Linked DNA regions of Mus musculus: region 1 is linked to region 2. Evidence: chromatin loops called from intact Hi-C (ENCODE). Cell type or tissue: gastrocnemius. All regions are shown on one strand. Each heading gives the region's core, and the rest is flanking DNA. Links, peaks and the distances in the headings are about the cores only.

Region 1 (14,847 bases), core at 4,276-6,775, 190 kb before region 2:
GAGAAGTCATAATAGCAATGGTTCCTGGCGTAGGTTATGGATCTGGAATGCTCTATGAGTTTCCTCTATGTGAGCTATTTCAATCTCACAGAAGGGTCATGAGATAGAAACTACGGTCATTGCCATCTTCAAGACGAGGACTGGGAAGAAGAGGGGTCAATAACTCTCCCAGGGTCATGCAGGGAGTAAGTGGAGAGGGGGGATGTGATTGCAGCTGTGAATCTCCTCCCACCCCTTCCATCCTTGGTAAACGATGCGATGTGTTCCATGTGGACCTTGAGAGTGCTCCACAAAGCTCCCTCTCGTACTATGTGCTAGCAGTCTGCCTGTGTGTATGTCTTCTCAGGCTACACAGCGTACCATCTCAGGCAAGGACCATGTCCTAGGCCATCGGTACCAAATCCATAGCACAGGGCTATCCCAAACCCTTGATGAATGGCTGGAGAAGGAGCTTGCCAGGACAAGAGACAGGTCACCTTGTCCAGAACAGAGTGTGCGGTAGTGTGTATCAGGTGTCTACGGCAGGAGGGATTACAGGACACCAGGCTGGGCTCATCCGAAGAGTGACTATACTGTCAAACTGGGGGCATGTTTAGAAAAGTTAATCTATAGGATGATTCAGGTGAGATGCCTGGAGCCCAGTCATGTATAAGAAAACGAGGAGAAGCCTGGATAGTACCAAGAGCAGGAACAAATGAATTAAGAAAACAAAGCAGGCCCTGTGACAGGAACCCCACAGCATGGTGGGGATGGCTCACCTGGTAAAGCATTTGCCTTGAAACTGTGAGGACCCGAGTTTGATTCCCAGAGCCCACATGGAAAAGGCTGGATATGGTACCCAAGCTTGAAATCCTAGTGCTGGAGAGGCAGAGACAGGTAGATCTCTGGGGCTTGCTAGGTAGCAAGCCTAGCTTGTTTAGCAAGTTCCAGGCCAGTGAGAGACCCTGTCCACTTCAAATAAGTGGAAGGTGCTTGAGAAGTGATGGTGGATGCTGTCTTCTGGCCTCCGGAGAGGGAGAGGGAGGGGGAAGAAGAGATACAGAGACAGAGAGTCAGAGAGATAGACAGAGGTAGAGATAGAGGAGGGGGGAAAAGAAAGGAGAGAGAGAAAGATAGAGATAGATAGATAGATAGAGAGAGAGAGAGAGAGAGACCCTGCAGACTTGACTATGGTTGAGAGCAAGAGGCAAGAGGGTTGCCTGTGAGCGGGGGAGAGAGAAGCATCAATGATTCCTGGTACCTGGAGCTCGATACGCTGAGACGTGAAGGGAGGCTTGAGTGGAACATTTGGAAAGAAGGACATTTGGAGAGTGATGGGACTTTGCCAGGAAAGCCGGGAAGTATCAGGAGGCCCAGGCAGAAAGTCTAACAGAAGCAATGGACTTTTGTTTCCCTAAAGGTGCTAGGGGTCACAAAAAGGTCACACGGGGTGACTTAGGAGTCATGAAAAGTCTGCTCTGTACTGGTACAGCATTCCTCAGGTCATCATCCAGACCTAGCAGGTAGACAGAGGTCCCCAGAGGGGGGACACCCACAAGCTTCCAAGAAGGAGAGAGCTGCCACCATGGTAACTGGCTCTGATTCTTGACTCTTCTCTGTTTATTCCCCCCAGGAATGTTGACCGTTATATTTATTAGTTAAATTATTTTTGTGTAATTGAATTATATTTTATTATTTATTTAAAGAACTAATTAAAGACATGGTAACATGGGCCTCCCTAGAAATGGGGACTCAGACACTGCCTTAGACATAATGGTTAAGCCAGGCAGTGGTGGCACACGCCTTTAAGCCCAGCACTTAGGCAGAGGCAGTCAGATCTCTTAGGCAGAGGCAGTCGGATCTCTTGAGTTTGAGGCCAGCCTGCTCTACAGAGTGAGTTTCAGGACATCCAGGGCTATACAGAGAAACCCTGTTTTGAGAGGATGGTTGAAAGAAGATGGTTCTGAAGTCAAAAGCCCAGGATTTGAAACCTTGCCATGTCATTTCCTAGCTGTGACCTTGGACACATCCAAAACTAATAACGTGGATACAAGTGTTAGAGTTTCTAGGAAGGCTCAGTAAGAGAGTGGGGAAAGGCATCAGTTCATTGCCCTCTTCATGGATATTGCCAATAGATATTTATTTTCTTTATACACACTGACAAGGGCACTTATCACCCCAGGGGAATCCCTGGTTGTGTTCTGTGTACCAGGTTTTGGAGTTGTTAGATCCAGGGATGCAGCCTATAGAACTGAGTGAATTGGCAAAAATGGCTAGGGTTCTGGATGCCATGCTGCGGGCAGGCCCCAAATGTGTCCTTCATGATCTCGGACTGACCCAGGCCTCACCCTGTCTCTGTGGTATACAGACTCATGACCTCCATTTTACAGACAAAGAAACTAAGGCTTAGGTGACGTCACTTCCCCTAGGTCACGGGGCAAATTGCCAGCTTTTTGTTGCCATGTTTCTCAGTAGGGTGGGAAACTTAAAACAGTTTGGTTTGGAGGCTGTCTGCATCTCTCTTCTGGGTGCTCAGATGCAAGTTACATAGCATCTTGAAATGAAAGACTTCCCTCTTCTTCCTGCTACTAACTGGAAGCCATATTCACATATAAGTTCCTAAAGAAGCAGGACAGCTGCCCTTAGTTACAGCTGGGTTCAGTGGTTACTGGGTCCTGGGTCTGGACTCACACAATAAAGGACAATGCCAGGCCTTGAGATGTTTGTTTGTAAAAAGGCAGGATGTCAGCTGTGTGTGGTGGTATATACCTGTGATCTTAGTACTTGGGAGGTGAATGCAAAGAAATCAGGAGTTCAAGGCCAGCTTTAGCTACATAGTGAGTTCAAGGCTAGCCTACATTACATGAGAATTTATTGCAAAAAAGGAAAAAAAAAACCCTACAGAAATGTCAGGATATTTCTACTCCCCCAGCTCCTGACATCACAGGAATGCAGCTGCTGGCCTTGCTGGGCTGGTGGGGAGATGGGAGTCAGCAGACCCTGGGCGTATGTTATGGCTAGGAGCTTATATCATTTTTCTATCATAGCCGAGGGGGTAAGGGATTCAGGGGGCACACAGACCTTTCAAGGCTGAGAGAGAATAACCACGAGGAACTAGAATGGAGAGGACTTAGAAGGAATCTGATCGAGGCTCAATATTTTTACAGTGTGGTTTGTTCAGGGATGTATAGAGGGTTTGTAAAAGAGCTGGAACTGGATCCAAAGGGCTCGCGGAGGCAACCAGCTCATCTGGAGTCCAGCCTTGGAGGCCCACCCTAGTGTGGAAGCCTTGGGCTTGCCAGAAAGGGGCTCCTGCACGAGGCACTTAGGCAACTGCAGATGCAAATGTTGCAGGTGCTGGATGAATCTTTCATTCTTTTCTTTTGGGTCCTGTGGAGCCATTGTTGACTTTTAAAGAAACCCCAGCTGTTTCAAATGGTCCTTAGGGATGAACAAGCCCACCCTGAGATGCATCTCTCCTGGGTTGGTTTGTTTTGTTTTTGTTTTTTGTTTTTTGTTTTTTTTTGCCTCAATCTCAGTTTATCAGCATCACACAGGACTTTTCTCACTTTGTTCCCTACTGGGCAACTGGGTGGGGGCTCTCCTTACCCATAGATGGTACTGCAAAGAGGACAAAGAGGGGCGCTGGCCAGGTGTGTAGAGCTCCAAACGTCTATCAGCCAGCCTGTTAGTGCATGGTTCTTCTGACCAAACGGAACGCGTGAGGCCCTGCAGGCTGTGGGTTCCACTCTGAAGAAGTGAACAGGATGACATCATGCAGAGTGAAGGCCCCTGGGAAAAGCAAGCTATGGAGGTCAGCCCCAGGCACTGAGAGAGCCGGGGACAGGAGTGACAAGCAGAAAACACATGGCAGCTGTATTCTGCAAAGGCAGACAGACAGACAGACCTGGGTTTGAATCCTGGCTTTGCCAATCTGGGGAGCCATTTATCCTTTCCCACCCTTAGGTTCCCCACCTGTAAAATGGGATCCACATCTTGTAAGTGGTAGGGATTGGAGGCTGCCTGACTGCAGTTACGATGCCCTCCGGCCAGCAGCAGATGCCGGGTGCTGTGATTTGCGTCCTAGCTGAAGGAGTTGGGCTGTAGAGGGAAGGGGCTGTGTGTCTGTGCCATGGGCAGACGCTGGGAATGCAATGCGCCTTGTGGCTCCCAAGGCCTCGGCTTTGTCTCTTGGACACTCATCCTGTAATTGCTTTCAGTCGCTGCTTTCAGTCTCTGGGAACCACTGGCTCAGATACCCACTGCGTGCTCCAAGTTGGGCTGATGAAAATGTGCCAGAGTCATTAAGTTATCAGTAGGGAAGGCAGCCGCTTCTCCCCGGCAGGAAGGATTCTGCTGTCTGCTGAAGCCGGCTTTGTTCACAGAAACTGCCACCCCTCCCCTCCAGCCCCCTCCACCCAGCCCCAGACAACGATTGGAGTAGGGTAGGGGGTTAGGGGACATGCTGTCCCTGCTCTGGGACAACACTGATGGCATTCGTAACTCTAGCCTGGAGGTCCCATGTGGAGTACCCAGCTCTGGACTAGGAATGTGGGCAAAGCTATTTCTGCAGCTTGACAGATGGATCTGCCCCAGGGGGAAGGAGAGAGAGGGAGGCAAGCTGGACTTCCCTTGTCACAGCCATTGCTCTTCACACGCGCTGCGCCAGGAACACAAAATCCAGGTGCTTGCTTGCCAAGGTGAAAAGAAGGACCTTAGGCTGAGCGCAGATGGGGCTGACTGGTCCCAGGGGTGATGGCTGCAGAGGCACACATGACGTAGAGCAGTGGGCCCTGGGGAAGGAGGCTATAGCGGGAAGCTGGGGGTTCAGCCCTCTCTGCATGCTTCAGCAGTCTTGGGGTTTAGTCTGATTCCCTGCGACAGCTCCTTCCAGGGCAGGATTGCCGACTTGATGAGAGGGGAGCAGATGGCGACAGTACTTTATTTTCAGAATGTTATTTTTCTCCTTACCTTCTTCCCTACCCTACCCCATTACCCCAGACTTTGGAGGAGAAACACGCCAGCTCCCTCCCTGTTGGGGTTTATTGTGCTCGCCTGAGCCCCTCCGATGGCAGTGGGGGATGGTGACAGCTGATGGTGACTGAGTCTCACCATGGATCCACTTTTAAATGGTTGTCTTACATCTTTCTCCTTGTGGTGAGGTAGGCGTGCTGTTGCAGCGAGCCCCCGTTCCAGAGAGGGTATGCAGGTGCGGGCACACTTAGCGGCTTATGGAGGAGATCATGCCCGTTAGCAGTTTCAGGCAGAGTTTGAACCCACCCAGTTCAGATGTAGACTATTCAGATGCCCGTGCAGTTCCCCCTTCTCCAATGACAAAACCGACCGAGGCCAGCACAGCTGATCACACTGGCATGACGACCAGTGACCTGCCCTAGGCAAACTTCCAGGAATCCACTCTCTGACTCAGCCATGCTTGCTCGGGGCCTAGGTTCACCCTGGTGGATTTAAAGCTTTTCACTGGAGTAATTCCCACATCACCACTCCCTGATTTCCGAGGCAAGATAAGATCCACAGGGGCTGGAGAGAGAGAAGGGGTGGGGGGGGGGAGGTAGCGCTCAGTTGGTGAACTGTTTGCTCTGCAAGTGTAAAGGACCTGGGTTTGGTTCCTGGGACTCATGTAAAAAGCTAGGCATGGTGGATGTGTGCTTAGAATCGGAGCGCTGGAGATAATATAGGCAGGTGTTCCTGGGGCTCACTGGCCTGCTAGTCTACCCTACAGTGAGCTCCAAGACATAGAGAGAATCCTCCATGCATGCACACACAATGCATGCATGGATGCTCATGAACACACACACACACACACACACACACACACACACACACACACACACACAGGAAGTATATTTCAAGATGGTAGCCAAAGAACATGAAACCCAGTGCAAAGCTCATTCTGATTGCCCAGATCAGTTGCCTATGAAGTTGGCCCTTAGTGTTTGGAGTGACTGGAAAGTAGGATTAAACACAGGAGGCCGGCGTCCTCTCCAGCTTGCCTACAGCAGTCAACACAGGCTTTCCAAAGCACATCTTCCCATCAAAACGTGGCACTCTGATTCCGTCGCACTCTGATTGACCTCCTCTCTTACCCTGTGATGATGTCACTTGGAAGACTAGGTCTTAGTATCAGTAGCTTTGTCTGGAGCTCAGTGTCTTCTCCATTAACCCCAGTTCCTCCTAGCTTGCCTTTCAAGCTGCCCTCCCCGGCTGCCTCCCTTCAGCCTGTGCCCTGCTCACAGACCACCCTGGTAACTCATTATATCCCTCTCCTTCCTAGCTATAGTCCCCGTCCTCGCCAGCTGCCCTGTCTTCTGCTGGAAGGAGTAGTCTATTAGCCTTTGGTACATCCTCATTTCCTTGTCTCAGCTTCCAGAAGGCCATGAATTATCTTCTTGCTGTGGTGGCCTTCCAACGGCCATATGCAATGGTCCCCTCTTGGTCTCCATTTCTTGGCCTTTCTTAGTGCCTCTGCCTCTAAGCCTCAGTCTGCTCACTTTTAAGATTTGTGCATTTGTTACTTTTCTGTTGCCGTGATACAACACCGTGACCAAGGAAACCCATGGATGTAGCTTGTCTTTTGCTACTTTGCGGTTCTCCTTTTATCCACCCTTTCAACCCCCTAACACTAGACAAGACAGGGGGGACAGAAGGAGATTCCTGAGTAAAGTCATGAAGCAGAAAGGGGGTAACATCATTGTCAGACAGCTTCCTGCTGATTAGTGTGTGGAGTTCCTTGGTGCAAGTTTGATTTTTGCCGTCAGCATATCTAATTTCTTCTTCATTTTGTTTCTTTGTGCATGATACTTAAACAAACTGTGACCAACACCCCACCCTGCCTCTCAGGTCCCTAGCATTTATATACCCCCAAGAAGTCCCCAGAACATCAAACATCACACAATCATCAAAAACTATCCACAGCCGCCAGACTCCTGCCCCTGCTAGAGCAGTGGGCAAATCCTAGCCAGCTGCTGTGGACATCTGAAGCAGCCCCACATCCCACACCTGGGATTAAAACAAAAACAATCTTATATTTCTGTTTGTTTTTTTAAAAGGAAAGCAAAATTCTAAAACTCTCACTATAGATAGAAGCAAGAATTTATTTGGGCTTTTAGTTTCAGAGGGTTGAGAGCTTAGCACGGCAAGGAATCATGGGAGCAGGAACAGGTGAGACCTCACATCTTGAACCACAAGCAGGAAGCAGAGAGAGTGAACTTGAAATGGCTTGAAGTTTTTAAGCCTCAAAGTCCACCTCCCAGCCCCAGTGACACGTCCTCCAGTAAGTCCACACCTCCTAAGCCTCCCAAACAGCCCTGCCAGCTGGGGTCAAGTGTCTGAATGCCCCAGACCACAATGGGGGGACATTTCTCATTCAAGCCCTCACCATGGGACTGGACTGCCCTGAACATGTTTGCTTGTTGCATTCAAGAGTCCCAGCTGGGGCCTCTGTGCTTCTTCTGTCCTGAAACCTTCCTTCGGTGGAACATGCGTCTGGCCATCATGTGAGTCTTTGTTACCCAATTAAAACAAGGAATCTCAAGTTTCTACCTCTGTGGGTCCTCTCCACGGCTTCCCTTGCTGTATCTTAACACCCGTAACTTCCAGTGCCAGGGTGCCTGTAGCCCAGCCACATCCCTCTCCATAAGAATAAAAGTACCATAGGCCGAACCCATTTTCTTTCTTCCTTAAATCTAATTTTTCTCCTACATTCTAACAGCTCACCCAAATCAGGGATCTGGGTGCCTTATTCACGTCCCCTAGCTGACATCCAAGTGCCTGTGGCAGTCAGATCCCACGCTGACCACTGTGGATATGGTGTGTTAGTGTGTGCGAATGTACAGGGTCTGTCTCACTGGTTGCCTGTAGGAGTGATGTGGATTAGACCTGGGACGGTGAACACCAGGGTCCTGATGATTGGCAGAACCTCCCTGGGGAAGGGCATTAGAACTAAGAGCCGAAGGGTGATTAGATGCTCATCAGGCAAACTGGGGGTGGGGATTAGGCTATGCAGAGGGATGAGCACACTGGAAGGCTCTGTGGTAAGGAGAAAACTGCTTAAGAAATATACAGGAAGGCAAGAAGGAGGCGGAACCCAGTGCCAGATGAAGCCAGGTCTGGGCAGTGCACCCCAGAGACAGCCATGTTAGTTGGTACCATTCTTACTCTGCTTTCTGCCAGATTCTGTCTTGACCCCTCTCTTCATGATTCATTTCCACCCATAAGGTCATTTCCCCCCCACTCACCAGCAAGGCAAATAGTGTCCAGCCATCTTTAAATTCATCCTGTAAGCAGTATGCTAACATATGGACCAGATTAAGTTGATCCTCCAGGTTAACTGCCTCCCTTCATCCCTCACAGTCAGGATGAACTGTGCCTTTCTTGTTAGCTCCCTCCACCCCACCCCTTTCCTTTGCTGCAGCTTTCTCAAATGGCTCTCAGTACCAAGTGGCTAGGCTCTGGAGCCGCAGGTAAATCTTGCTCATCTCATGCTCTCCTGCAAGGGGTTCTTACCCTAGGAATCCATTCTCCCCCAGCTCCAGCTGTCTGCTGCCTGTCTCAGATACCCCTCTCAGCCATCCCTGCTCACACAGCCATGCACTATCTCTCCTTTATACGTTCATCTCTTTGGCTAGACCGAGAGCTGCTTGGAAGAGAGGGATGTGGGTTCCTTGACTTCCTCTTTTCATCAACACTGAGCTGGCGTGTATTAGCATTTAATTAGTACATTGTTGAAGGTCTAGGGACGAATTGACAGACACTGTTCAAATGAGCCACAAAAGACAAGGCACTGTATAAGGGAGTCTGGCTTCCAGGACACTTTCCTGAGCTGCCTGGATCTGAATCTTCTAGTGACCAATCTTGTGCCTCAAGGGAGACTCCACCCTACACCCTACACACACTAGGAAAGTAGGTAGACCAGGTTGATTAGTCAGGCCTAAATCTTCTCAAGCTTTAGAACTAAGAACTTCCAGGACAATGTGGGACCCTGGTATGTTGAACAGGTGGTTGAGTATCCCCCACAATTCCCATTGCTTCCGATTCAGGGGCTGGTGGGGGAGCTCCTGAGAGTTTGTTTCTGCAACAAGTTCCCAGGTAAGGCTGGTAGTGCTTGTCTGGGAAGCACATGTTGAGAATATGTGCTCTAGCAAAAGAATTCATTTTCTAGAGAGCCATTCTCTACAGTGTTAGGGGAGGAGATGGATGAACCACTTGAGTTTAGCTTTATAGGCTTTCAGAGCCATTAGTGTTTGTCTTAGTTTAGGGATTCCAATGTTGTGAAGAGACACCACGAACATGGCGACTCTTATAAAGGAAAACATTTAATTGGGGCTGGCTTACAGTTTCAGATGTTTAGTCCATTATCATCATGGCAGGAAGCCTGGCATTGTGCAGACAGACATGGTACTGGAGAAGGAGCTGAGAGTTCTATATCGATCTGCAGGCAACAGAAGGGGACTGTGTACCACACTTGGGCATAGCTTGAGCATAGGGACCTCAAAGCTCACCTCCACAGTAACACACTTCCTCCAACAATGCCATACCTAATCCAGCAAGGCCACAGCTCCTAATAGTGTCCCTCCCTATAAGGCTAAACATTTGAACACATGAGTCTATAGGGGCCAACTGTATTCAAACCACCACACTGTGGATAGATGGATAAGATACTACAGGCTTGCCTCCACTCTTGGTTCTCGTCTCTTCTACAACTGTTTCTATGTCCTTTCACCAGCCAATGAATAAATATATTTTGTAGAATGTGCATGGCAGCAGATGAGGCTGAGCTGCAGACATCAAATAAGTCAGTAGGGAAGCACCCTGAAGGGAAGACTGCAGGCATAGACAAGATCATTACTCGAGTCCTGGGGGGCACCTGTCCTGAAGGGTGGGGAGTTCTTATCCCTGGAGTCCAAGAACAGGCTTCTGGAGTATTAGTGGGATAATCTTAGTGGATGGTTAGTCCTGGTGACAGTTAAGATCTTGAAATTCTACGATTAAGAAAAAAAAAGTCGGGCGTGGTGGCTCACGCCTTTAATCCCAGCACTCAGGAGGCAGAGGCAGGTGGATCTCTCATTTCAAGGCCAGCCTGGTCTACAAAGTGAGCTCCAGGACAGCCAGGGCTATACAGAGAAACCCTGTCTCGAAAAACCAAAAAAAAAAAAAAAAAAAAAAAAGCACTGGCTGGCCCAGCAATGCACAAACAGCTCACTTAGGATCATGGGTGGATCTGGGGAGGGCCCAGGCTGCCTTGTGCTAACACTGAAAGCATCCTCATCAACGTGTGTTTGGTGACTAAGTAGATTCACATCCAATGGCCCTGTAATTTGTTGCTTATTGAACTCAGATCATTTAAAAGGTTAAATGGAAAAAGCCACAAGCAGGCAGAGAGTGCATCTCAGGGGCCTCTTTAGGTCTTGCCTCCTAAGTCACATGGAACTGAGATGCAAGGCACCATCTTAGTTTGTTTTGAGAGAGGGAGGGAGGGAGGGAGGGAGGGAGGGAGGGAGGGAGGGACCTTAAATTTATAGCTGCTAGGCCCCCATCTTGAATTTTAAACACTCATCAAGGATGTTCAACCAATGCCAGATTCTACAGAACAGGTTGAGAGATCAAAGTTTTTCTTTGGGAGGGTCCAGCCCTTAAGATGTGACAAACAAGGCTGATGTCTCTTGCCCATTAGTTAACATTTATTGAACAGCTATTATGTTAGACTTAGTAAGATTCTTAACAAATCCTATTTACAGTCTTCTAATTAAGATCATAATAATGCTTCAAAATGAGCATTATTATCTTCATTCCCAGAAAAAAGGCACCCAGAAACTGGACATATCTTGTTCAGTTTCACATAGCAAAACTTTCTTACTTCACTTTGGAAGTTGATATAACTATAAAATTGAGCTCTGACAAAGGTAGTTCAAAAATTAAAGCTCTACACATCTGAGTTCAGATGCAATATCAAGTTGAATCCAGCAGTGTATCAGTTGAACAATATACTCTGACCAAATGGAGCATGTTCTAGGGAACGCAGGAATGGTTCGATGATAGGAAATATTAGGAAACCAACCTAACTCACCATATCCATAAACTAAAGAAAGGCTGAGTATTAGCAGATGCTTAAAGGGCAGTCAATAAAAACTTTCCTATAATAAGATTCTAAGTCAGGAGTAATAGGAAATTCTTAAATGTAATAAAAGCTAAAAATTAGCGACCAAGTCATTCAAAGCAGGGAGACACTAGATCCAGGTTCATAAAAGTAGGAGATGCCCAATTCTGCCATTTGAAACTATTGTCCTGGCTATTACTCAGGATGAATTATGCTAATTAGAATTAGTTTATTTAAATAAGGGAGAGAAGAGATGGTGCTATGTAATGTTGCCAACCCCAGGAGAATCTGAGGAAAAGGCAAGCTCTGAAAAGTCCTTATGGTAGTGCCTAACAGCGCTTCTCCTTACAGTGATGGTCACGGCTACTGAACCGGGGCTTGAGCTCAGGTCTGAGTCCCATGAAGCAGTATGGTCTCTGATCTGGGAGACAGTCCCTCAGAGCCAGCTCATTCCCCAGTGCCCCAAGCAAAGTCCACCTTGCTTGGTCGTCTGTGAGCGCAAGTAGGATGAGCATTTGGGACCATGGTTTCACTTTGAAGACCCCAAAAGCTCCTGTACTTGACAATCCCACTCCCAAAGCCTGAGGTCTGGGCTGAGTGTGTGGGAGGCACGTTGGCGGACTGCCCCGAGGTCACTTTGCCTGCCTTTTGCTCTCTCAGTCTGGAGCAGCGGGAGTACCAAGTAACCCCCCTCCCCCTTTCTTCTTGCTTCTAAGATGCCATTTTAGTGTTATCAGTTGCCTTTTGTCTCAAGTTGTCTCATTTGAGAGAGGCCTGGGGTGCCAGAGGCTAATTGGAGCATTGAGGTCACAAGCTCTTGGTTACGACAGCCCCCTGAATGCCTCAGTCTCATTGTGTTGGTGGTGAGGATAGAGCACATTTTTCCTGGCGTAAATCACAGGGTGATACACGGAGAGTCTTACCCAATGGAAACTTTCCTGCTTCCTACAGATGCAACCACGGGGGCAGCAGATGGGTCACTGCCGAGGAATCCAGGAGACCTGGGGTTCTGGTGGCTCTTCCGCTGCTGTGTGTTCCACGCATGTCACTTTGTGTGACTGAGCCTCATTTGTCTCGCTGATGACCTGAAATGTTGGACTGGATAGGCTTCCAGTGATAATTGGATTCAAAAGCTATGTGATAATCCCCATTTCTGTGTGCTCAGCGCCATTTGCAGGGCTCTCTGCAGAGTTGGGAGTATGGCTTACTTAGTAACTGGGTACTTGCCTAGCATCCCTAGCTCCAGAGCAAACACACAGTCCAACAGCGCTTACCTAAGCACTCTGTGCTGTGTAGGGTCAATGAGGTAAGTCCTGTTAACATTCCCATTTCTTCTCTGAAGCAATAGAGGCACTGAACAGTTCTCTGTCTTGCCCAGGGTTTCTGCAGGCAGAATGGTGGCGCTTACACTGACCGCCCTTAGTCCCTGCATTGTTACACCTCTTTTGTGTCCATGAGCCATGTGGTTACAGTGGTATGGGTCTGAGGGTAGGAAGTATTTTTTAAGGGGAAGCCTGGCTCTGGTGTAGACAACTGGGGACCATTGCCCCGGAGTATGAGAGAGTGACCAAAGAAGTTGCTGACATTTTCCTTCTCTTTGCTTATCTAGTCTGTGGCAAGCGCTACAAGAACCGGCCAGGACTCAGCTACCACTACGCTCATACTCACCTGGCCAGCGAGGAGGGAGACGAAGCCCAAGACCAGGAGACCCGATCCCCACCCAACCACAGAAATGAGAACCACAGACGTGAGTTTCCACTTGTAAGGTTAGGGTGTGAGGGCTGGGGCAGGTAGTGTGGGAGACCAGACCATCTTCTTATTTCCACTCTGGCATCTGGCAGTAAAAAAAAAAAATCTATGATGGGTTCCAGCGGTCTGCAGTAAGCTGACCCCTAAGTTCAGCCTGCAACCACACCTATGGCTGAGCTGAGCCGCCAGCTAAGAGTAAGCAAGTCAGAATGCACGTGGTCAGCCTTGTTCCAGAGAGAGGTGGGCTGACTCATGAGTGTCCAGCAGAAGGGGAGTGTCCTCACTGGGCCACCGTCAAAGGCTAGACCTGTCCACCTTTTTCCTTGGCTTCAGAAGGTCTGCTCACAGTGGTTGAGACTGACTGATGTCTGTTGATGGGTTTCTATGGTTTTCCTGAATGGATCACTACTTAGCTCTTGATGGATATGTCACTTGGAATGGCATTTGGCTCTGAAGACTCAAAGTGACCCTGCAGATCTGTGTGTCTATTCTTTCTCTCCTTCCTCAATTTCTAGTTATGAATTAGGAATCAAAGTGGAACTTAGGGTTTACCACTCGACCGGTTCTCCTACCATCTATTATGGTTGCTGGGATGCCAGAAACCTCAAAGCAGGATGTGGCCATGGAATCTGCTAAGCTTGCTTCAAGATCTGGGTCTTACTGAGATCGCTGGAGGGAAGGGCATTCATGGATGGATGGTGTGGGCTTTGCTTTCTTTATGCAGTTTGTTGGTACATATTCTTTTAATTTTTTTAAGATATAGTTTTATTATTTCATGTATATGAACATTTTGCCTGCATGCATGTGTGTGCTCACTACATGCATGGACAGTGCCTACTGATGTCAGAAAAGAGTGTGTTGGATCTCCTGGGACCAAAGTGACAGATGATGGTTGAGCCACCATGTAGGAATTGAACCTGGGTCCTCTGAAAGAGCATTAAGTGCTCTCAACCACTGATCCACCTCTCTAATCCCTGGGGTGTGTGTGTGTGTGTGTGTGTGTGTGTATTAAAGTGAACCAAGAATCTGACTTTTAAAAGTACCCAGACTCTAAATTTAAAGTTGACTCCTATGTGGTTGACTTTGTCAGCTTAACTGACTGACTCCAGATGGGTACTGTCACTAAGTATTTGAAATCACGGACACACCCTTGTCCAAGACCTTTGTTTGGATTTGTGTGTGCTTCTTGGTCTACACCCCATGTTCACTGGTAGTGCTGACTTCTTTATTAGTGTGCTATGGTCAACACAGTCAAATAGCTCAGACCTGGAGTCTTAAAGTACAGAAATTAGTTTTTTCATAGTTCTGGGGGATTGAAAACCCAAGGTTGTTTTCCTGAACTCCTTCCTCTCCTTGGCTTGCAGATTACTGTCCTGTGACACCTCTGCCCTTTCTGTGCACATATGCTCTGGGGTCTTGTAATTTTGTTGATTTTTTTTGGGGGGGGGGGTCGATGCAACCTCTTCTTATAATGTTAACCAGGCAAACTGGATAGGACTTACCCTAGTAGTCTCTCTCTCTCTCTCTCTCTCTCTCTCTCTCTCTCTCTCTCTCTCTCCCTCCCTCCCTCCCTCCCTCCCTCCCTCCCTCCCTCCCTCTCTCCCCGTGCCTCTGTCACACTTGCATGTGCTCTCAGTTGGTTTTCACCTTATTTTTTGAGACCAAGTCTCTCACTGAATGTAAAAGTCACTGATTTGGTGACCCTGGCTGTGGAGAGTGCCAGAGGTCACCTGTGTCTGCCTCCCGAGCTCTGGGATTACAGATGTGTGTAACTATTTCCATCTTTTTGCATAGGTTCTGGGGGGGTGTCTACACTCAGGTTGTCACATCCACTTTACCAGCTGTGCTGTCTCCCCAGCTTCAATGGTCTCATTTTACCTTTACTTTGTTTATGTGTATGTGTGTGTGTGTGTGTGTGTGTGTGTGTGTGTGTGTATGAGGAAGGCGTGTGCACATGAGTGGAGTGCATGTAGAGACCAGAAGAGGGTGTCAGATCCCTGAAGCTG
Region 2 (14,847 bases), core at 5,840-8,339:
GGGAAAACCAAATGTTCACCCGTGTTCCACGGCACCTAGCCTGGACACTGGGTCAGCGAAGTGTATTAAATGCATCTTTTGACTTCATGCTATTTTCAACTTATGGTAAGTTGGTTGGAGTATAACCCATCACAAGCCAAGGGACATCTGCATACTGAAAGAGGGGTTATCTCTGTGTGCTAACATATGCAAATCTGTGAAACTTGTCAAGTGTACTTAGCATAAAAGAACAAAGCACGTTAATGCCATTAGGAAAATGAAATAGTAAATGTTTTCTTTTTCTTTCTGTGGGCCAGTCACTGTGGTCATCTGCCTCTTTTCATTCTGTCACCTCTCACCCCAGGTGGAAGTTCTGCTAGATCTCCGCTCTACAGGAGAGGAAAGGAAGACTTAAGGAATTTTGGTGTCTTGGCTATTGTTTCAATTACTGGGATAGAACACTGTGACCAAAGTCACCTGGGGAGGAAGATGGTTAGTTTCATCTTACGTCTCTCAGAGCACACTCCATCACGAAGGGAAGACAGGGCAGGAACTCAGGGCAAGAACTTAGAGGCAGGAAAGGAAGCACACACCGTGGAGCTCTGCAGCTTACTGGCTTGCTTCCCATTGTTTGCTCACCCTGCTTCCTCATACACCCCAGGCTCATGTGCCTGGGATGACCCCACCCACAACGGGCTGCGGGCTGGGTCCTCCATGTCAATCATCAATCAATTAAAAATAAAAAGGTCTATCTGGTAGGGGCATTTTCTCAACTTGAGGTTTCCTCTTCCTAAATGATTCTAGCTTGTGTCAAGTTTGACATAAAACTAGCCAGAACATTAGATGACATTCCCAAAGAGAGGCTGTTAGGACGAGTGTGTTATTATATGTGGAAACACACTTCTATGTGAGTAACAGAGAAAAGGCTAAGAATGGGAACAGGCTTAGGAAGAGAGATTTATTTAAATTTATACAAGTTAGGTCTAGATACATCTTCCTGTCTAGTCTACCTCACAGGCTTGCCTGGGTCATAATGCATTTAGAAGTACCTGAAAGATCACACAGAACCTGTACTCACGAAGGCCAGGTATTCAGTATCTTAGCAAGGCATCACGTACATATTTTTCAAGTTCTCTTATCAAGTATCCCTTGGATAAGGAAGAACACATGCATCTAGGAGGGCAGGACTTGTTAAGCAAACCATGGTGCCTCTATACCATGGACAACTACGTAGTGGTTAATCACAGGCTGTGATCACATTGTCTGAGCCTGGCCCTCAGACTATGCTGGAGAAATAGGAGAAAGCAGATGAGTGAGTAACAGTTATGTGAGTAACACTTCCTCTGCGGGGTTTTGAGGCCCAGATTCTGAGCATAAAGGGAGGAGAAATGGCGGTAAGAAAGAAGAGGCCTAGGAGAACTGCCTGCAATTCTATACCTAAACTGAAAGTGCCAATGCACACACACATGCACACGCACAAGCACACGCGCACACGCACACATGCACACGTACACACACACATGCACACACACACACACACACACACACACGCACACACATACACGAGATGGGGTGGGGGAGGTGGGATGGCCTCAAACGCTCAACTATCTCCCTACTTCAGCTTCCCAATTGCTGGCTTTACAAATGTGTTCAGCTAAATGTATCCTTATTATACATTACAATTTATTTCCTAGCTTGTCCACTGAAAATACTGAGAAACAAACAACCCAGGGACCATGAGCACTAAGCATTTGCTACTAAGAAGAATTGGGGGTCCTTAGCGACATGGCTTCTTCCAGATCCAGGACAGACCACAGAAGCTTGGAGTTTCCTTGCTATTTGGATGACAGCAAAGATTGATGCGGTTATATCAGAAGGAATCAACTGGCTAAACATGGTTAAAAACTCATGCGTCAATAAAAAAAAATCAGTAAAATAGATCATAAAACATATTAAATGTGTTCAAAACTCATGAGTTTAAAAGACACTGAAAACAAAACAAAAACTCCCATCAGTCACCAAATGAGGATGATACCAGGTCACTCACTGTGCTGGAAACCAGCAACAAAGAAAGAATCAAATGTTCTCCTGCCCTTCTTACATGGACTGTAATAGTAGGTAATGGAGGGGCAGTTGAGAGGAATCCCTCCTGTTGGAAGCCTTGCAGCTCATCTACAAGGAACGAAGGCTAAAATGAGGACGTCATGATTTCACTACCCCAGTTAACTAATGGAGTTCAGCAAGAAACACCGAAAATGGCTAAGATATCACAGACACACACACCACAGACACACAGACACACACACACACACATACACATACACAGACACACACACACATACACAGGCACACACACACACAAACACACACACACAAACACACAGACATACACAAACACACAGACACACACAGACACACACACACACAAACACACAGACACACACACAAACACACACACAAACACACACTCAGACACACACAAACACACAGACACACATACACAAACACACACACACAGATAGACAGACAGACATATACACATACACGGAGAAAGAGAGAAAAAGAGAAAGACAGACACACACACACAAAGACACACACACACACACAGATAGACAGACACAGACATATACACATACACGGAGAGAGAGAAAAAGAGAGACAGACACACACACACACAGACAGACATCATTGCATGCCTTGTGACAGAACAGACAGACATACACACATTGACATCACTGCCATGCCTTGTGACCGGACAGACAGACAGACAGACAGACACACACACACACAGCTAGACACAGACACATACACGGAGAAAGAGAGAGAAAAAGAGAGAGACAGACACACACACACAAAGACATATAGACATTATTGCATGCCTTGTGACAGAACAGACACACATACACGTAGACATCACTGCATGCATGCCTTGTGACAGGACACACACACACACACACACACACACACACACACACACACACACACACATCATTGCATGCCTTGTGACAGGGCAGCACAATAAAGTCCACAAGTCAAAGTGAAACCTAATTAAATGTCAAAATTGAACACCCAATTGATAGGAAATGTGGGCGACAGAGGAACATGTTGTGTGGCACCACAGGGCCATCGCCAGAAAGACCCAGACTGAAGCTTTCAGAGGATGAAACATTCAACGTTGTCAAATATCCACAGAGGAGGGAGGAGGGGATGAAGGGAAGGGGGCAGGGTGGCCTGACCTCATCAAATATGCACAGGGGTTGGGGAGGGGAGAAAGAGAATTAAAGTATACTTTAAGAACACACATGTTGGTTTATAGCACTATGCAGCCCTTATTTGGAATCTGGTTTTAAATGGTGTTTTAAAAATTATTTATGGGACTGTTAAAAGTACATACACTTGTCTGACGGTATTAAGGAGCTATGGACACTTTATTAAATCGTGACAATGGTATTGTGGCAATGTTAAAACAAAAAAGGGTACTGTCTTAACTGGTCAGCAGGTAAAAGTGTAGGCGGGGACACAGCAAAGAGGAGATTGGTCACATACTCATGGCCCTTGAGGTTGGATATTGAGGTTCATAAAGGTTTGTGTTTTTGTTCTTTCCCCTCATTTATGTTCAAGAGTTTCCATGAGGAAATGCTAGAGCAAGCCTTCCCTGGTGAAACACTTGGGGTGTCACAGAGACTGGGCACATCATGGCTTGGCCAGTGTCTCTTTCTGAGGTTTCATAACCTTATAACTTCATCATCATGTGTTTCAGGCCATCTGCACAGGGCTTCCTCAAAGAGCTTCTCCACACCCCCCCCCCCCCCGCCTATGGAGTCACATCAATATTGTCCTCAAGAGCATATACAAAGATATGGCGGGGGGCGGGGGGAAGAGTCCTTGTGATTTAAGGATTTTACTCCAAAGCTACCAAGACCACGAGGGCCTCATGATGTCATTGGGTGAAGACTGAGTCAAATCTGCCCAACATGGGCACTCGTGCCTGTTAGTGGACACCAAGATGGGGGAGAAAAGGTGTGGGTGAGGAGCTGTTTTCAGACTGAAGTCTTGAGCGAGTGACAAGGGACACTGGTCATGGCCTTATGTCACTGTTTGCATGGGTATAGCAGTGTAGACTATCCTAAATAGGATGGTAGTGGCAGGGCAAGCCACTCGAACTCTCTGTGTATAGCATCTGTAAGCATCTTGACAGGGCCCTGCAGGGTCGAATTCATCCTGTGGTCTCCATTTAACACCAGAGCTCACACCTTTGGGGTCTTTTCCCACGGCTGAAATGGCCTACTGATTTGTCTGTCTCTCTCACCTGGGTCTTGCTGAAGACAAGGGCTTTCATCTGTTCTTTGTGGTATCTCACCTTTATTCAGGGCCTGGAATATAGACACCCAGAAAACACTGCCTGGGGACAGTCACCATGGAAGCAGTGCAAAGTGTGGGCATCACAGCTGGACAGGGGTGGACTTGATTCTTGACCTGGCCAGCTCCCAATTCCCACTTTAACGGTGTCATGTTATTGTTTTCAGCCTATCTAGTAGAGGGGTTTAGATTTTGTAAAATTCTGTAAATCACTTTTCTTTTTCTCTAGAAAAGATAAGACAGATACAAATGGTCCCACAATATATAGCCGTTTGACTTACAGTACCCTGAAGTTACAACGGTGCATAAGCAATGGGCACTCAATAGATTTCAGATCTGGATCTTTCTCCAACTAGTGCTGCTTGGTATGATCCTCTTTCTAGACACTGGATAGTGAGTGAGCTGAAGCTCCCAGTTAGCCTGTGCTCCTGAGGAAAAGGGCAGATCCCTGACCGTGTTCTGAAAATGATAAGCTTTGACGTGCGTAGTGAGTACATTTTACTAAACTAGTTCAACTCACGGTGGGTTTCCCAGGGTGCAGTTCCACTTAGCATCCTAACTTGAAGAACTATAAATTTCTGTATCTGTGTAGTAATGTAACCTAACAAGAAGATCTTGGGATTTCACTGTACACTTACCTGGCACAGTTTCTACTGACTGACTTATAAATAGTGAAAGCTGATGGTCAAACTACTCATAAAACCTCTGATTTGTATTAAAGGATCGAGTTGTAAAGTGATTAAGGAATGCCCTATGACAATAATTTGGGTCAATGAGCAAACCTGGGCATCTTCAAATGTGTATCTCCCTCCATCTTTGACATTCTGACTGGTTATCTCATAGCTGTGAGAATCCAAGTTGATTGCACTTGGGGCTCCGGGAGCTAGAAACTCTTGCCAGATTTCCTCCACCCTCTTGGCCACGTCCTGTAGAGGTTGCTTCTTGAGATCTTGGACAGACAGCCAGAACCTGGAGCGCAAGCAGAAACACAGTCAGTTCTATTTGGACACTGCTAGAGACGGTTCCAGAGCTGATGCTGTGTGTCCCCTGCCTGTCTTGACGCCACATGTGAGTTCCACAGGACTGCTAAAAGTACAGAGAGTACTGATGGGGACAGAATAAAAGTACACATAAGAAGATGTGAGCTTCTGGGGACTGGCAAGATGTCCTCTTCCCTCTGAGTAAAGAATTCTCAACTCCAGCACAATAGCCATTCAGGCTGGGGGATTCCTCTTTGGTATAGAGGGGCTGTCTCATAGATAGAACACCAAGTCCCAAGCCCCTCCCCACGGCCTACTAGGTATCAGCAGCATCTTTTAAGCTACGACAACTAGCAAATATCTCCAGAGATTACCAAGTGTTCCAGAAATAAAAACTCTGCTTGGTTGAAACATCAACTCTTCTTCATGCAGATCTCTACACAACGTGAGCCCTGCTGTCAAATCTGGCTGGGGCCACTTAGGGACACCAAAATAGGAAAAAGAGATTAAAGCGTCTACTTAGCAGTTAAAAGCACTTGCCGCTTTTCTAGAGCACCTGGGTTCTGTTCCCAGCGTCCACACTGGCCAGCTCACAATTCCTTGTGACTAGTTTTAGGGAATCCAATTCCCTCTTCTGGCCTCCACAGGTACTGTAGGCATGTGGTGTGCATATAAACAGGTAGGTATCTACACACACACACACACACACACACACACACACACACACACACACACACACGAATAAAATAAAATAAAAAAATTAAAAGGAACATGTCCCAAAAGCATGCAGAACCCTGAATTTATAAAAGACATTTTGTCTAGAATGAGCCAGCCACTCATGTTAGAGAGCAACAAGGGGTGGAGGTGGAGGGGGGAGGTAGGGCAGGTATTCACATCAGTTCTCAATATGGTGCCGGGCACCTAGTAGGTCCTCAATAAACAGTTTAGAGGGGATATGTCAGACATAAAGCTGGAGAGGCATCTCTACCAAAAGATTCTTTAGGGAGTATGAGAGAAAAGTACCCACCCTTACTTCCACTTGCCTCCCCAGAATCTCTCAGCTATGGACAGAGCCCCATATGAACACGTTCCATTGAGAGCTTTAGTCAAGTGAGTTAAAGCAACCCCAGCACCCCCTGCTCCAGGATTCTCCAAGGCATTATCTCAGTGGCACCCAGGGCTGGAGGGCACACCCTCCCCTGCAAAGGGGACAGGCCTGTGTCCTCAGTGAGACAGTGAAGGATCCACTGCTGTGCCGAGTGTACAGTGCACAGCCACAGGCAATAGAACACAGACATGAGTGTGTGTGTGTGTGTGTGTGTGTGTGTGTGTGTGTGGGTGTGGGTGAACTCAGATGAGCCATAAGGCAGAAAGGCCATTCAATCTGCCGTTAAATTCCACCCAAAGAAAGATGTACTTGCTTATTCATAGTATTAAATATTTTTATTCTTAAAAAGGAGTTGCGTGTTTTTCTGCAGCTCACAGATGTGTGGCCCAAAGGTGTCACCCAGTGGCAGACCTAAGTAATGCAGCCCCATTTCCACTAGGAACGTTGGGACATTGTGCTTGATTCCAGGCTATCTCCAACTTTCCCAGTTTGCCCTTTAGGAATCTAATGATCTCTTTAAAGAAACCCCCCCCCCAAACCTGAAGAGCCAAGAAGGCAAAGAAGAAAAGAACACCCCTCTATCAAGAAAACAGGGAAGTCAGTTCTGTTCTCAGCCTGGCTCTGTAGCTGTCTGGAATTGTACTGTTCCAGGTAGACTTTGATCATCTGGGAAATGGGTACAAAGTGGGTGAAGGAAGAGGGACCCTGGATGATTTCCCAGCCACACTTAACTCTGGAATGCTTCCAGGCACCTGGGTGGGAGCCAAGGAACAAGCAAGCGGCAGGCCAGTCACCCTGGGATCACCACCTCCCACCCTGAGATTTTAGGATTTCAACTCCCACCCTGAGTGGTGTTTGGGGATAAAAGCTGCCTGGCCTCGAAGATGCTCTTTTCATCTCCTGCCTTTCAGCCCTCCTTGGATCTCATCTACCTCCAGGGAGAGAAGTCGCAGAGCTTTATGGTACCTACTGGGTCAATAAAGGAGCATGGAATGGCCTCTGGGCCAAGTCTCTGGCTGAGGACAGCCTTCTGGGTCATATTTCTCCCTGTGCCTGTGGGGCTTCCGTGACTTCTCGCACAAATAGTTGGTCCATGGGTGATTTTTTTGTTTGTTTGCTTCCTCCATCAGTGTCACTTGGGAGGTCACCTTCTACCATCTGTCCCTTGCTAATCTAGTCTGCTGTGTAGGAAGCCATGGAGACCCCATGGGAAGGCCCTGAGAATATCTGAAGCTTCTAGGCTCTGTAGACCCCTGTGGTTTCAGGGGGCTTCAGGATGCCTTTTGCAGAAGGACGAGAGAGGCACTGTATGGCACATCCTTCCCAGAGTATACAGAAGGAGCAGAGAGGATGTCAAAGCAAACTTCAGAATCAAATCAAATATATTTTTACATTGAAATCAAAAGATTTCTTCCATCAGTTCAAGTTGAGAATTTTCGCTTTATCAAAACACAAGGAAAAACAGCAGGCATGTCACAGGAGAGGGAGAAGGGGAAGTGGGGGGAGGAGGGAGAAAGGGATGGGGGAGGGCACAGAGTGTATAAGAGTGACATTCCCTGGACAGCTTTCTCTTTCTGTGTACATAGGACTCAGCCCAGCCTTCTGTCTGTCTTGGAGATGACCTACCTTGTCTCTCCTAGGTGACAGCAAAAATGTTGTCACAACAGCATCCTGACATCTCTTATGTGTTTACCATCTTGGCTTAGAGGAACCTTTGTGATGATTTGAAATGCAGAACAGGCTGTGGTTTGTGCTTGCCTTCTTCTTGCCTTGCCAGTCTGAGCTGAACTGGGAGCTCAGGCCAACCCCCTCCCTGCCCTCCCATTGCCAAAGAGCCACAAAAGCTTCCTTCTGTGTATCCTCTGTGGATGGGTGGCCCATTGAGGATAGAGAAATGGCTGCTCTTATCAAAAGCCTGCAGGTACCGCTCCGTTGAGGAAGCGGTTAGTTGTCAAATGCCAGCCGCTCCATCAAATGCAACCATCCTGCACTAAGCCCTCGGCTGGAAGCAGAGAGCCTTAGGGACTGGCAGGGCTTGGTGGCTCCAGGGTGTGTGGAGACCACCTGCCTTGCCTCTCCCCTAGCCACTGCCAATTGTCAGAGCAGAGAGAGGTGGTGCTGTGCTGGCATTTGATCTGTGTTCGTGACTTAGAAATGAATGCAGGAGAGGAAACTGGTCTTGGGAGAGGGCAGCTTGCTCCAAACGCACTAGGGTAAAACATCTGGGGTCCATGGAACTGGAGGATGGTCCAGGACTGCCTCACTTGCTCCCTTTCTCCCTAGATGCTGACAAGCAATGGGGGTTTTCTCTTCCAGACTGGCTAGCGCACAAGAAGCCATGCGCCATCGATCATTTACCATTCCATCAGGAGGTCTGTACATCTCCGCACTTACCAGCTTACCTGCCTTTTCACTAGCTAGAATGTTCAGAGGCTATACAACACAGCCCTGAGCTTGCTCCCAGAGAAAAAGTGAACTCCTTGGCAGAAGGATGTGTTTCTGTGCCCTCTGCTGGTCACTGGGTGACTCAGAACAATGGACAAAAAAAAAGAGCTTTTTGTCTGGTTGGGATGCGGGGTTGCCCCCATGAACAACTAGCATGAACAGTGCCCAAGCTGAGCTTGGCACAGGACAGGAGCCACTGCTGAAGTTAGCCACAGCCTTTCAGGAGTCACTCTCTTCTGACTTGTCATCTGTTTGGTTATTGTGGGATCCCCACTGGCCCTAATGAAACTTCTGGGGTCTTCCTAGGGCTTGGGGCAACTGCTGAAGCTATGGCTGGAGATGGAGCTCTTGAGGCAAAACCTGGCACCCCCCTGTGCTTGCTTTAATTGCTTCTTCCCTCAGCTGACACCGTGTGGAAGTAGGGCCATCAATCTGCAGGTTAGAAGAACAACTCTGCCCTCTCAGGAGATGTTACAGCTCATAAAAAATGTAGGGGGACGCTCTTTGTTGCAGGTTTTGATTTTTAACTCATGCCCTGCTGTACAGCTGAGGGTCTCAGGCCAGGAGGACAAAGGTTTGTACAGGGAAGATGGAGCAGGAGCAGGGGCAAATGGCACTGTCACCATTTTGGGGGTTGGGGGTGGAGGGACTTCACAAAACAGGGAAAAGGATAAAGTCAGCTCTGTAGGGCACGCTTCAGGACTGTGAGGCTCCCAACCTGCTGGCCCAGGAGTGGCCACAGTTCTAGGGCAGCTCAACTCTGGACTTGGCTTGGCTGCTTAGAACAAGAGATGAGCGGCCTCTGGTGTAGACAGTCATAGCAACGTGTGTGGTTGGACCTGCCCCCTTCTTCTATCCTCAGGCATCTCATGGACCCACCCTGAAGAAAAAGATCGGGGCCGGGGGAGGGGTGTGGAGTAAGCTGCTTTCTGTACAAGTGTGAGGACCTGAGTTCAGATCCCCAGCACCCATGGAAGGCCAGGTGTGCACGTGTCATTCAGGGAAGACCCTTGGCGTTTGCTGGCCAGCCAGGCTACCAGATCAATGAGCTGCGGGTTCAGTGAGAGATCATGTCTCAAAAAATAAGGCGGAGAATGATCAAGAATGACATCTGATCTGTACTTGTGCTTTCTGAAGACTTTTGTATGTGCATCCATGTGCACATACATACACTCATTCAGGCATCTATATGATCATGTTCATATACCATGTACACAGTGATCAGAAGGGGCCTTCCTGTGATACTATGTCATCACAACTACGTTCCTTGAAAGGTCTAGGCAGTGCTTTGAGGCCCTCTTTTCATTATTCTGAAGTCTTAGGGTAAATTTCACCAATTGGCTACTTCGCTGACACTCCATATGCTGTGCCTGGTAAGACTGAATGAAATATCCCTTGTGCTAGAGAGATTTGAAGAGCACCAGAAGACAGAAATAGGAAAGCACTTTGCAATATACCCAGCTTCCTCTCTTTCTCTCTTTTTCTTCTTCTGTTTTGATTCCAGCATCCGGGGCTCATGACCAGCCCTGGGGAGAGGGGACATCCCAGCAGGACCAATGTAACAGGCAAACAGGAGCCTCAAGCTGTACACTTTCCCCAGCTCCCAGGGGCCACTGTGCACAAAGACCATGATAAAGGTGCACTTGCTCAGCCATGCATGGCTACTGTGGACAAGGGGCAGAGACAGATTAACCCTGAGACCTTGGAACCTGGGTCATGGATTGGTTTAGCAAGGTCTGTAATGAAAGGAATGAACGGAGGGGGGGGGGGGAATGAGAACAGCTATTTTGTGATAAGGGATTGAAGGGTCTTCCAGTCGTGTGACTTAAACTCAACTTTCCTCTTAGTGTCCAATTATTCTGAGTACCATCAACACAGAACCGGGGCCTCCGGAGAGGATTACGGGAAGCTCCCGGGCTGTGCTTTTTCACTCTGCTATTCTATTTTCTTTATCTACCTTCCTGTCGTGGATCAGAGGGGACCTTCTTTAAGTCTGGATTTATGCATGCAGGCTGGGGGCTGGCGCATTCACACGTGTGCACGCACATTCTTTCACCCAAGATTAAATGTAGCCCTCCTGGCACCAGGCAAAGCTGCTGGCAGAGGCACAAATGGAAATAGCAGAAGGGAGGGAACACCTGCCAGGGACACACTCGTCAGTGCACTTGGGACTTCAGTGTCATGCATATCTCCTGAGACTTAGTCTTATTGGAAAATTGGCCCAGGTTATGCTGCAGCTTTTGTCAGCAAAGCCCGCAGACTGCAGTGAGCAGCTAAGCAAGTAGACACCCCTTGGGCCTTCATGGTGAATAGGATTCTATGGTCATTCTTCTTACTATCTATGAGATTTCGGGTGTCAAAGGGCTCTTGAGTCTACTTTCGAGCTGAGAAACCAACAAGAGACATACTCTGAATCATTCCATCGTGGAGCCAGAACAGAACAGAAGGACCTATGGGGGACCCAGCTGGAGATGGAGTTTGGGACTGGCTGACCCCACAGAGAGACCAGATGGGAATGTACGGCTTGTTTCTTGCATGGCCTAGGGAGGCTGGGATTGTTTAATCCATTAAAATAGTACTCAGAGCTGCCTCCTCACTCTGAAACCCCACAGTCCCATAGTTTTACTAGATGAATGGCGTTATCAAAGCCATTTGACTATGTAATCCCATTTAAAAGCCTCCATCGCAACCGTAGCCAGAGAAACTAGTACTTGGATTTGACCCCAGGTGATGTTTTAGGTGTTAACCTAGTGTAGATGATTAGAAGTCAGGGCTTCTGTTGCACAGGCCTGGTCAGGAACCAAAGCAACCCCCTGAGCTGTGGTTAGAATGCTCTAGAGAGACTGCTGAAAGAACTATTGTAGCAGAGCCTGAAGTAAGATCACCTTGTCTAGTTCACAGCCAGCACGGGGCTGATCAGAAAGGCAAAGGTACACCATGAGTACCGACATCATCTCAGGACTGCATGGCCAGGCAGTCATATGGCACCAGGTGACAGATAGTTCATCTTGATTTATGGTTTTTACTTGATTGGCTTGGGAAGGGTTTAGGGGATCAGTGAAGCACAGATCTGCAGTGTGTGTGTGTGTGTGTGTGTGTGTGTGTGTGTGTGTGTGTGTGTGTGTGTGAAACGCATTTCCATAGAGGATAAACTAAGGGAGAAGACAGCCTGGATGTGGGCTGCACTGCCCCCATAGGCTGGGAGCATGGATGTATTGAAAGCGGGCATAGGGGAACGCCCAAGGTGCAGGTGTTCTCTTTCTTTCTGCTCCTTGGCCACGAATGTGTCTGCTGTCTCACCCTTTCCACCAGCATCCACGGAAACCTCTGTAGTCAGGGGCCAAAGTGAACATTTTTCCCCTTGAGTTGTTTCAACTATTGGTCACAGAAACATTTTATCCAATACCCACCTATGGCTAATTCAGTGCCGTGGCTTAGAATATAGTCCCTGTTTTCACTTGGTCCTGTGATGTCTTGTGAACTCTTCAAAGTCAAGCTTAGGCTGTGTTTACTTTCCCTCACATCCATTTCTCCTTCCTTAAAATACTTCCAAAATGGCTCTAGAGGCTACACTTCCTTGTATTTAACTAGTAACATAACAGTTTCTTGTGTATTTTCTTTGTGGACCTACAAGATTGTTTGCAGAGGGAGTTCACACATCTTGACTGTCTAGTACTCCCTAGCAGACCCTGGTTAGGCTTGCTGTAGCCTAGGTTTGCCATAAACATCACCTGATGCATGATCTGGATTTTACACATTAACATAAAAGAATATAGTTCATTTCCCAACATTACAAACTTTGATTTTTTTTTATTTTAAAAATTCAAAAAGTAATGGAAGTCTATTTTATAAATTATCATGTGAACATGGAAATTAGCTTAGTATGTAAAAGAAAACCTGGTGCAAACAGGGTTGGGCTTTTGCGGTGCTGGTAGTGGACCTCAGCTGTGGAGACAGCACCTCTCAGTTAAGAACCACTATGATGGCCAATCTTGGCCATCAAGCAGATTGTACATGGAACCATAACAAAGCCACTAGGCCCTCCTATGGGGAATTTTCTTCCTCAAACTATTTGAAGTGGGGGGAAGACACACTCTAAATGTGAGTGGCACTTTCTGGTGGCAGCCCAAATAAGAGGATGAAGGAAATGCTGCCATTTGCATGACTGCCCTTGCTTGTTGAATTGGATTGGTGTGTTCTGTTGCTGTGGAATTTCTTCACCAATATTACAATCTTTAGACTGAAGATCAGCAGCTCTCCAGAAACCTCCAGGCCTTCAGTGCCAAGCTGGGACTGTTGAGATATCCAGTCTCATGGACTGAATGAGGGCTGTGAGGGCCATTGGTGGACTAACTGGATCACGTACTGTACGTGAGTCTAACGATCCTCCTTTAGTGGATATATCCATCCTGGCAGTTTTTGAGGACCATGACTAAGACAATCACTGAGGGGTCTCACCTAGTGATATACCTAATCACAGTCTGTATCCCCTGGTTATCTGATGTGGGGGTGGGGGGTCTCAGTAAGTCCACAGTTCCTCCTTGTCTGTGAGCAAGAACTTCTTTGCTCTCCCCTTAGCCCTCTCTTTAGTTCACAGCAGCTCTCATTTCCCAGATGTTTTTTTTTTCTTCTCCTAGCAAATAGTCGTTATTTGCATATTTTCCTCCTAAGTTATGGGCCTACAGAAACAATCAGGTATTGTGGCATCCTCTGATCCAGAAATCACACGGAAGTGACAGAATTCTTCTCTAGAAGAAAGTGTGTACTTTCATTAGTGGGTATCGTCCGATCTCTAGTTACACCACACTGACTTGACTTGCTAGGGCTAGGGTTCTAAGTTGAGTCCATCGATGCCCCCTTTCTGTTTAACAATAAATTGTTTGACAATTGCTGTTAACAATACAAGGACCCTCAATCTCTAGAGCTGGCACATTTGGGGGAATGAGTATTCTGAGCTGCCTTTTCACCCTGAAGCCCCTCCATAGTTTTACTCGAAGAATGGTGTTATCAAAGCCATTTGGCTATTAATCTCATTAAAAGCCTCTATTCCAGTTGGGCGTGGTGGCACATGCCTTTAATCCCAGCACTCAGGAGGCAGAGGCAGGTGGGTTTCTGAGTTTGAGGCCAGCCTGGTCTACAGAGTGAGTTCCAGGACAGCCAAGGCTACACAGAGAAACCCTGTCTCGAAAAACCAAACCAATAAATAAATAAATAAATAAATAAATAAATAAAGCCTCCATTCCAACCATAGCCAGAGAAGCCAGTACTTGAATTGACCTCCCACCCCATGATGTTTTATTGAGAAAGAGAGATGGAGAGTCAGACTATTCAAATATACCTGTGTGCGGGCACATACGTGCACACACACACACACACAGAGAGAGATAGAGATAGAGAGAGAAAGAGATAGAGAGGGAGAGAGAGAGGGAGAGGGAGAGAGAGAGAGAGAGGGAGGGAGAGAGAGAGGGAGAAAGGGAGGGAGAGGGGGGAGAGAGAGGGGGAGAGAGGGGGAGAGAGGGGGGGAGAGAGGGAGAGAGGGGGAGAGGGAGAGAGAGGGAGGGGGAGAGGGAGAGAGAGGGAGAGAGGGAGAGAGAGAGAGAGAGAGAGAGAGAGAGAGAGAGAGAGAGAGAGAGAGATAGAGAATACAATCCAAATGTTTACTTACCTGAGATTTTCTGAGCTGAATTCTGACTCCAGGAATCTGAGGAACTGGTCCCGCCCCACCTGGTCCTTCAGTATCTCATCAAAAGAGAAGCCCCAACGCTTCACTCGCTGCTGGCTGGGCTCTTTGCTTTGGGTTGGAGGAGAAAGTTTGAAAGATGATCAGTATTTAAAACAAACAAACAAATAAAAACAAAGCCCCTGTCCGGTGCTCCCAAGCAACTCGTTTGTTTTGCCACTGACGATGAGGGAAAATCATCTCAGGCGTAAGTGACAGAGGATACAGAACCCACACAATTTCCATGTGTGCCCTTT

Evidence for each region. Hi-C counts contacts between places; a loop is a spot of excess contacts. Peaks named below come from ENCODE experiments on the same cell type or tissue, not always from the same donor. Only the 100,000 strongest peaks of a DNase experiment are listed, where the experiment ranks them.
Region 1: it touches region 2 in a loop (2.3-fold over the local background); 2 of 42 quality-filtered maps call a loop at or near these places.

What each region holds. Positions count from the first base shown.
Region 1 is chr12:83,292,354-83,307,200 of GRCm38, reverse strand. Dpf3 (D4, zinc and double PHD fingers, family 3) reads left to right here. Exons shown (of 11, transcript NM_001267625.1): 7 at 12,702-12,839. It also overlaps the pseudogene Gm18872. Among named protein-coding and RNA genes, the nearest start is that of Gm51988, 150 kb to the right of the region's middle. In gastrocnemius, for the core only: no CTCF peak of the experiment used is centred there; DNase peaks (open chromatin) are centred at 4,610 and 5,352; H3K4me3 peaks cover 925 bases; H3K27ac peaks cover 987 bases.
Region 2 is chr12:83,106,573-83,121,419 of GRCm38, reverse strand. It overlaps Rgs6 (regulator of G-protein signaling 6), which reads right to left. Exons shown (of 17, transcript NM_015812.4): 14 at 14,537-14,662; 15 at 5,121-5,307. It overlaps 1700030I03Rik (a long non-coding RNA gene), which reads right to left and starts at 5. Exons shown (of 2, transcript XR_872868.2): 1 at 1-5. In gastrocnemius, for the core only: a CTCF peak has its summit at 6,834; DNase peaks (open chromatin) are centred at 6,582, 6,825 and 7,178.